2 separate regions of the Homo sapiens genome follow, and region 2 is linked to region 1. Evidence: read pairs that join two places in POLR2A ChIA-PET (ENCODE). Cell type or tissue: PC-9. All regions are shown on one strand. Region 1 overlaps RERE (arginine-glutamic acid dipeptide repeats). Region 2 overlaps RERE (arginine-glutamic acid dipeptide repeats).

Region 1 (4,000 bases):
GCTGAGGCAGGAGTATAGCTTGAACCCAGGAGGCAGAGATTATAGAGAGCTGAGATTGCGCCACTGCACTCCAGCCTCGGCAACAGAGCAAGACTCCATCTCAAAAATAAAAAATAAAATAAAAACAGTTGAAATTATCAAAAAAAAAAAGTAAATAAAATGTAATGGAGGTACTAGTGAAAAAAATAATAAGATCCAAACTCAAATTGCTCCTGCACCCAACACACTTAAGAGTAAATACTGTTAAGAGTCCTTTCCATGAACATCTAACATATTGAGAAAGGTGAATATTTCATTACTGAACATTTACTCTAACCTATGTTAAGAATTATGATCTGTGGAAAGAGCACAGGCTAAGGAAGCTGCCTAGGTAAATAGCCAAAAAACATACACATAAGATGAAAACTTGTCTGCGTCATTTTCCTACCACTCAAAAAAGAAGGTAACAGTAAGAAATAAACAGCAAAAACAAAAAGAAAAAATTGTTCAAATGTTCAATCTAGATATAGGTTTTTCTGTATAATTTAATCAATTAATAAATAAATACACATGTATCTTTCTTCCCCCAACCACACCCCCCCCACACAACTTTTTTTTTTTTTTGAGACGGAGTCTCACTCTGTCCCCCAGGCTGGAGTGCAGTGGCGTGATCTCAGCTCACTGCAAGCTCCGCCTCCCAGGTTCACGTCATTCTCCTGCCTCCGCCTACCGAGTAGCTGGGACTACAGGCACCCGCCAACACACCCGGCTAATTTTTTGTATTTTTACAAAATGTTTTTCACCATGTTAGCCAGGACGGTCTCGATCTCCTGACCTCGTGATCCGCCGCCTCGGCCTCCCAAAGTGCTGGGATTACAGGCGCGAGCCACCACACCCAACCTACCACACACAACTTTCTAAAGTTCCTGGATAATGTTCTAAACTCTTTTTCTATGTTTTACATGTAACTTATGCAAGCCATTCACTTTACTAAGCAAATGAACAGTAGTGTCTGTGGCCAAAAATAATAAGACTTAAAATTTTGAGTCCTTCCAAAAGAACTTGTATTAAATCTTTGGAATAGAAAAAAAAAGTTCATATTAGGGAGTAGATCTGGGTATTGAAAGGCCTGTCTTTTTTTGTTGGTAATGCCAAAGAATGTCATCACACAAGACTCACCTTATAATATTATTTATGTATAAGTTATCAATTACATATATTTAACATTTTAAGTGAAAGCAAGTTTATTAAGAAAGCAAAGGAATAAAGAACGGCTATTCCTTAGGCAGAGTAGCCTATATTTAACATTTTTTAAATGTTTAAAATTATAAAGCTGGTGAGTAAAACAAAAACATCTTTGAGTGATACAGATCGGCAGAATTTCCCCAGCCTCATTCCTGAGAGACCACCACATAAAAATAACTTGGTTATCTGCTTCTGTATGTAAACTCAGGTTGTTTGTGCAAAACATAAACTGCCCCAACTAAGAAATCCTGAAGAACATGCAAAAGGAGGTACTTTCACTGTCATTTTATTAAAAGGCACACAAGTCACTACTGCTGAATATACCACTGTTTCTACCCAGCTATTTTAAAATTATTGGTAGATAATGTGGTGAGCTACTGGTAAATACAGCTGTGAACACAGCAGCACACACCATCTGGAGGCTTTTGACTTAAGCGATTTTTCAAATGCACAGTATATTTACACTCTTTTGTTCCTTTGAAGCCCACCAGTCACATATAAATGGACCCTTTCTTAAAACTACAACTACAAAAGCTCATTCATCTTGTGGAAAACAAGATATGAGAAACAAATCTAATTGTTCAGCTTTAGAACAAGTGATTATTTCAAATCATTAACAGCATAAATACTTTACTTTTTCTATTTTTATTTTTTTTAATAGATAGAGACAGGGTCTCGCTATGTTGCCAAGGCTAGTCTTGAACTTCTGGACTCCAGAGATCGAGATCTTCCCAATAGGGCCTCTCAAAATGCTAGGATTACAGACGTGAGCCACTGCACCTGGCCCCAACACTTTACTTTTATAATGATCTCCCATACTTACCCATTATATTCTTATTATCTTAACAAGAAGCTTCTGATTAATACTCTAAAATTAAATGTTTTCTTCTTTTTTGTTTTTCAATGAGACAGGGTCTTGCCCTGTCACTCTGGCTGGAGTGCAGTGGTGCAATCATGGCTCACTAACCTGCTCAGAAATTATGTTTGTAAGTTTCACGAATCATCATGCTCATTTTTATTTGTTTTGTCCTCCTCCACTGGAAAATAAATGCTATGAGAACAGAGACTTCATCTTTTTTGTATCTTCAGCAACTAAAACAGTACCTAGTACATAATTAGTGCTCACTATGTTAACTATTCACTGTTTTCCCATGCTAAGCATGGTCCTAAAGCATTTCGTAAACCCTCTAGGTAGACTCATTATTTTCTGGTATGAGAAAACAGTCACAGAGGTTAAATAACTTACCCCAGGTATCACAGTGAGTAAGTGGTAAACTAAGAATAGAACTCAAACTCAGACAGCCTAACTATTTACCACTACGCTGTACTGAATAAATTAATGAATTACACCAGAGTTCAATGATAACATTAAAAATTGAGTAAAATTATGCTAATTTTCCTATTGACTAAGCATCAACATTATTCTGTTTTATTACAAATATTTAAGTATGTCAACTATTTCATGGATTAATTAGATTTTAGAGGGAAAGTCTAAGACCCCAATCATCATTAATATGTGGAATTGGATAACAACCTGGAAAAAGACTTACAAATGAACTTGTGATATAACCTGTTTGAATTGGATGTAGGATACCTACTTCCCTCCATTATTCCTTGGATTCAGCAGTCTGTTGCCAATCTGAATGTTTTAACTTCTTTTAATTAGAGAAAACATTTTCTATATAAGTTACAATGAAATTATCACGTTTTCTAGAAAATACTGCACTCTACTGCTTCATTCCAGGTTGTCTGAAGATGGACCAATTTCTCCAATGAATTAAAAAGTATCTTAGTCTAAGACAAGCTCTCTTTCTACCCAGCCACCCCCACGAGATCCCACTCCGCCCCAACAACCCTCAGCCCCCATCTTCTATCAGCAAACTGGGCCTCTGACACAAAGGTACCACATTTATAATATCAGCTTTAGTCATAAACAGATTTCAATCAAGTTTGTTTCTACGACTTTTGCTCCTTTTTAAAAATGCAATGGATAGCCCAGGCGCAGTGGCTCATGCCTGTAATACCAGCACTTTGGGAGGCCGAGGCGAGTGGATCACAAGGTCAGGAGTTCGAGACCAACCTCGCCAACATAGTGAAACCCCATCTCTACTAAAAATACAAAAATTAGCCAGGCGTGGTGGCACACGCTTGTAGTCCCAGCTACTCAGGAGGCTGAGGCTGGAGAATCACTTGAACCCGGGAGACGGAGGCTGCAGTGAGCCGAGACCATGCCATTGCACTCCAGCCTGGGTGACAGAGTGAGACTCCAACTCAAAAAAAATAAAAATAAAAATAAATGCAGTAGATAATAACAGCTCTGGACAGTAGTATCTACTCAACAGGAAAGCAGACAGTAAAGAGACCAGACCACTGAGAACCCATGTCAGTCACATTACAATCTATGTTACAGCCTGAAAAGCCTGAAAAGACTCAAATCTACTCATAAATACTTTCTAATAACTTGAAACAATAACACTATAAAATATCAAGTTGGCCACACATGCCCCTGAGCAGACACGTCTAAAAGCTTCTATGTGCCACCCAGCCCATGGCCAAACTGCTGTTGGTCAATGGGTTGCTCAAGTCCTTTTGTACAATGTAACGAGAGGTAAGAGACAAGGGGGAAACATTCTAGCCACCTTATCTCCAATGATGCCAACATTTATTTCTGCTTGAGTTTTACAAACTAATCCTAGACTAGTTAACAAAGAACCCATTTTTCATTGTTGATTTTTACACAAAATATTGGCTTCCTATGTCATTATAAAATGGATGG
Region 2 (4,000 bases), 54 kb before region 1:
CTGTGTAACTGATTCAGATTTGTGGTCAAGATGAAACCTAAGGAAGTTTATGCACAACACTGAAACATCTAAGAGAATTTTTTAGGGCTGTTTCACTTGTAAGTCTAATTAACTTATAAGAAGAGTTAAGTACTTGAGGTTTGTGTTAATAGACTTTTTAAAAATAGAAACCAAATATTAAATTAGTAAAGGCAAGCTTAAATGTTGAAGATATTAACGAGTTTATAAACAAGACTAATTTGTAATTCAAAATCCCTTAAAAGTGATTAAAATGTTTAATTTATAAATGAGATTTATAAGCTGAATTTTTTAAAAAGTGTAACAGTGTCCTTCAATTTGCAACTTTAACAAATTGAATATCAATTTTTTTAAACCTAGGTAAACCTTCTGGACAGTCATTTCTGCATATAAATATCAATCTTAAGGACTCTTCCCAAAAAGTCCTCCCATCAACTGCTCTGTGCACATGTCTCCTACTCAACTGCTAAAGGAAGAACAGCTGAGACAATGCTACCCAAGAGAGGCACCTAGGGCTAAGCACTCACATCTAGCAGCTAACTCTGCCTGCGCTAATAGGTATCTAGGGAATGAGTAAGTGCCTAGAATGTGCTAGACACTTTTCCAAGTACCTGGGATACATCGGGGAAAAAGATCCCTGTCCTGCTGGAACCAACCAGCATGGAAAAAGACACACAACAGAAATGGAAATGGAAGATGCCATGGGTGTGAGTGACTGTGAAAGGTGGGGGGATCCAAGAATTGAAAATCCTAGTGGGCTCAAACAATTTCTGGATCAATTGGCCCCAGGAAGGTGGAAAGTTAAGAGGTAGAAGAGTGGAATCCATGAGTAGGTCATCACCAGGCTGCATTCCTGAATCTGATCATTAATTGCTCATAAAAATACCTTCAAAGATTGACCTTTCAACATGTTTTTGCTCATTATTGAGCCCAATTTTTAAACAGCCACCTAAAGAACATTTCTGTTTCCTCTGGAACACAGTTTTTGAACACACTGTGGTTCACTGCTTCTTATGTAGATATTTCTGCTATAACACAATATATGTTACTGGGAAGACCACATATTCAGCAAAAATGTTCACTAAAAATGAAAGGACTTACGTAAAATACAGGGTAAAAAGCAGACTACTCAAACCCTATGCAACTCTGAAATCAGATGGCTATTTTGTTAAAAATCAATACTTAAGAAATAAGAAACCCAGGCAGTTACCCAAGAGTGGCTGCACGCTGCCAAAGGTGATACTGAGAATACATGAAAACAACAGATGCTGGCTTGAAGGCACCAAAACAATGCAGTAATCTGGGGGTTTTTGTGAAGGTGAGCACAGCAGACAGGGCAACCTGCCACAGAGCATAATGTTAGCGTGTGCCTCTCTGGGGAGGGAACCCCAGGGGACAGGTGTTCATTTTTCATTTCATTTTCAATAGAAATGAGAAAGCTCCTGCTGATGCAACAGCCAGAGTGAAAGTTTAAATTCTCACCTATTTTTTTCCTTTCCTGCTAAAATACAATCCCACATTATACCATTAAAGTATATATTATAATTCTATTCCATCTGGTCACACTCCTCTTGCCTAGCAAAAGTTGCACATGAACCAGCATAAAGTGCACATTCTATTGACCTCACTGTTCTATTTACTTACCTATCACACACAAAGCAAAACAAACTATTGCTAAATATCCATATGCAATAACAAGGTCTCATGGCCAGCCCACATCTATTTCCCCTACCAAACTGCTTCCCAAGCTCATTGTGGGGAATAACTTTAGCCCCATCATGTGCAGGCTTGGGAAAGCAATCAATCCAGGTTTCTGTCTTTTTTTATACAAGACATGTGCATGCAATTCAAGGTAGACATACTATATTTACTCTTTTGGAACTGTGAATCTTGAGCTGAGTGACAGCAAGGACAGGAAGATCCTGAAGGGCCCTATTCCAGTTATAGCATGTGGTTGGAACGGTCAGTAGTTCCCGCCAACCAAGTACCTGAACGCTCTCGTTCCAAGTAGGTTTTGGAGGCTTTTTTCCAGCTTCCCAACCATTATGGGGGAAGCCTGTAATTATGTGAGCCACTCTAACAACACATTGCCCTTTGTGTTATGTGATCAATGTACACCACCTTGCATCAAAAAACTTTTCATGCATACAACATGCTTGCTTTTTATTAGATCATAGAAAAATGTGTATTTCTCTTTCAGTTACTTAGGGTTCAAAATCCAGTAATCACCATTAGCCTATGTATTCTTGAACAATTTACTACTCACCTTCTCAGCTTACTTCCCATAGTTTCCTTATGGACTATGTTGCCCAGGCTAGCCTCAAACTTCTGGGCTCAAGTGATCCTGCCAACTCAGTCTCCTGAGGAGCTGGGACTACAGATGCTCACCACTGTGCCTGACTAGACATACAATTTTTGGCAACAGGAGAGCTATAAATAATTTTAGGAGTAAAAGGAGAAAAGAGAAAAAGAGCAAAGTAATTATATCACTTGCATTTTCGAAGAAATCAGTCTATCTCTTCTTTTTTCTTCCACACAGGTTATTTGTTTTTTGTATTCTCTTCAGGGTTTTATGCAAATGTCCGTTCATTCTTGGCTTTAACCAGTTCTCACAGGCCCATACCATTTTACAAACCAGCTGTGTGACTTTGGCCTCCATGTCTTTGTTTCCTCATCTGTACAGCAGGGAAACAATGTCTAGGTTGTATAGGAATTTTCTAAGGACTAGAAATTACACACTCAAAGCAAATCCAGTAGATAGAAGGTGCTTTAAAACTGGTTGTCACCCATGTTGTAGCTCCCTTACTATTTACAGCCAAGTTCACAGTGCCCTTTGCAATCAGGCACTTTAGAAGATGCAAATTATTCCCAATAATTTGGCCAGAATGTAATTCTGCAGCCACCTCTGTTCTTCTTGAACTGCATGCATCATATTTTAACGTCAAAATCTCAAGCCATGAAATCACATATTTTTTCTCTAATTTTTGATCTGCCTAATTTGTAGTCTGCCACAGGTAAGTGACAAGCATGCTGGGTACTAATCCTCTCACCTCATGCAATGGACTCATTTTATATCTGCGTTAGCTTGAAAAAGACTGGGAAGCACTAATGAGTGATTAGTGACTCTCAAATCTAAACGTGTGTTTAAATCACCTGGACATCTTATTATATAAAACATGGATTTTGATTCAGCAGATTGGGGGCGGAATCTGAGATTCTGCATTTCTAACCAACTCCCATGGGATGCCAATCTGTGGCCAATGCTTGGTGCAGAGAACAACTACAGTACAGGTTTCATGATACTTAATGATCCTTTCCCTATAAAATCAAAAAAGATATGATTAATTTGTCTCAAATATCACTTCCCATTTCTCTAATTAGAATAACTTTAGTATTTTCTCTTTCCTCTATCCTCACGAAGTAATAAGTTTTTATGTGCTAAAGAATTGTCTTTCACATACGTGGAATTTGAATAACTTCCTAATATACATGAAAAGGCAATCAACTAAAAGATGAAATAAAATTTCAAAAGAAACAGAAGAAATTAAAAGTTAACTAATGTAATCCATAACTAAAAGTTCACTATAATGTGACTGAAAATAAGAACTACATTTTCCCAACTGTTCCAAAGACATACAACTAAGAGAACTGAGGAGATGTCACTCAAATGTGAAACACCTGAACCTGAGTCTACCTAACAACAAAGCTCTCAAATGTGAAACACCTGAACCTGAGTCTACCTAACAACAAAGCTCTTCCTGCCTGTTACAGGATGAGTTTGTCCTTCCCAAAATTCGTATGTTGAAGTCTTTACTCCCAATAGCTCAGAATGTGACCTTATTAAAGAACAGGTAAGGCCAGGCACAGTGGCTCATGCCCGTAATCTCAACACTTTGAGATGCTGAGGCAAGACTCCTGGCTTGAGTCCAGGAGTTCAAGACCAGCCTAGACAACAAAACAAGATCCCTTCTCTAAAAAAAAA

What was found. Peaks named below come from ENCODE experiments on the same cell type or tissue, not always from the same donor. Only the 100,000 strongest peaks of a DNase experiment are listed, where the experiment ranks them.
Region 2: POLR2A ChIA-PET joins it to region 1 with 5 read pairs; 11 of 35 experiments call an interaction of 5 or more read pairs at or near these places.

The regions. Positions count from the first base shown.
Region 1 is chr1:8,696,808-8,700,807 of GRCh38, forward strand. The region is part of intron 1 of RERE (arginine-glutamic acid dipeptide repeats); the gene reads right to left. Among named protein-coding and RNA genes, the nearest start is that of RERE, 120 kb to the right of the region's middle. In PC-9, no CTCF peak of the experiment used is centred here; a DNase peak (open chromatin) is centred at 2,424; H3K4me3 peaks cover 364 bases; H3K27ac peaks cover 959 bases.
Region 2 is chr1:8,642,376-8,646,375 of GRCh38, forward strand. The region is part of intron 2 of RERE (arginine-glutamic acid dipeptide repeats); the gene reads right to left. Among named protein-coding and RNA genes, the nearest start is that of SNORD128, 150 kb to the left of the region's middle. RefSeq lists a silencer at 1,274-1,403. In PC-9, no CTCF peak of the experiment used is centred here; a DNase peak (open chromatin) is centred at 1,686; H3K27ac peaks cover 422 bases.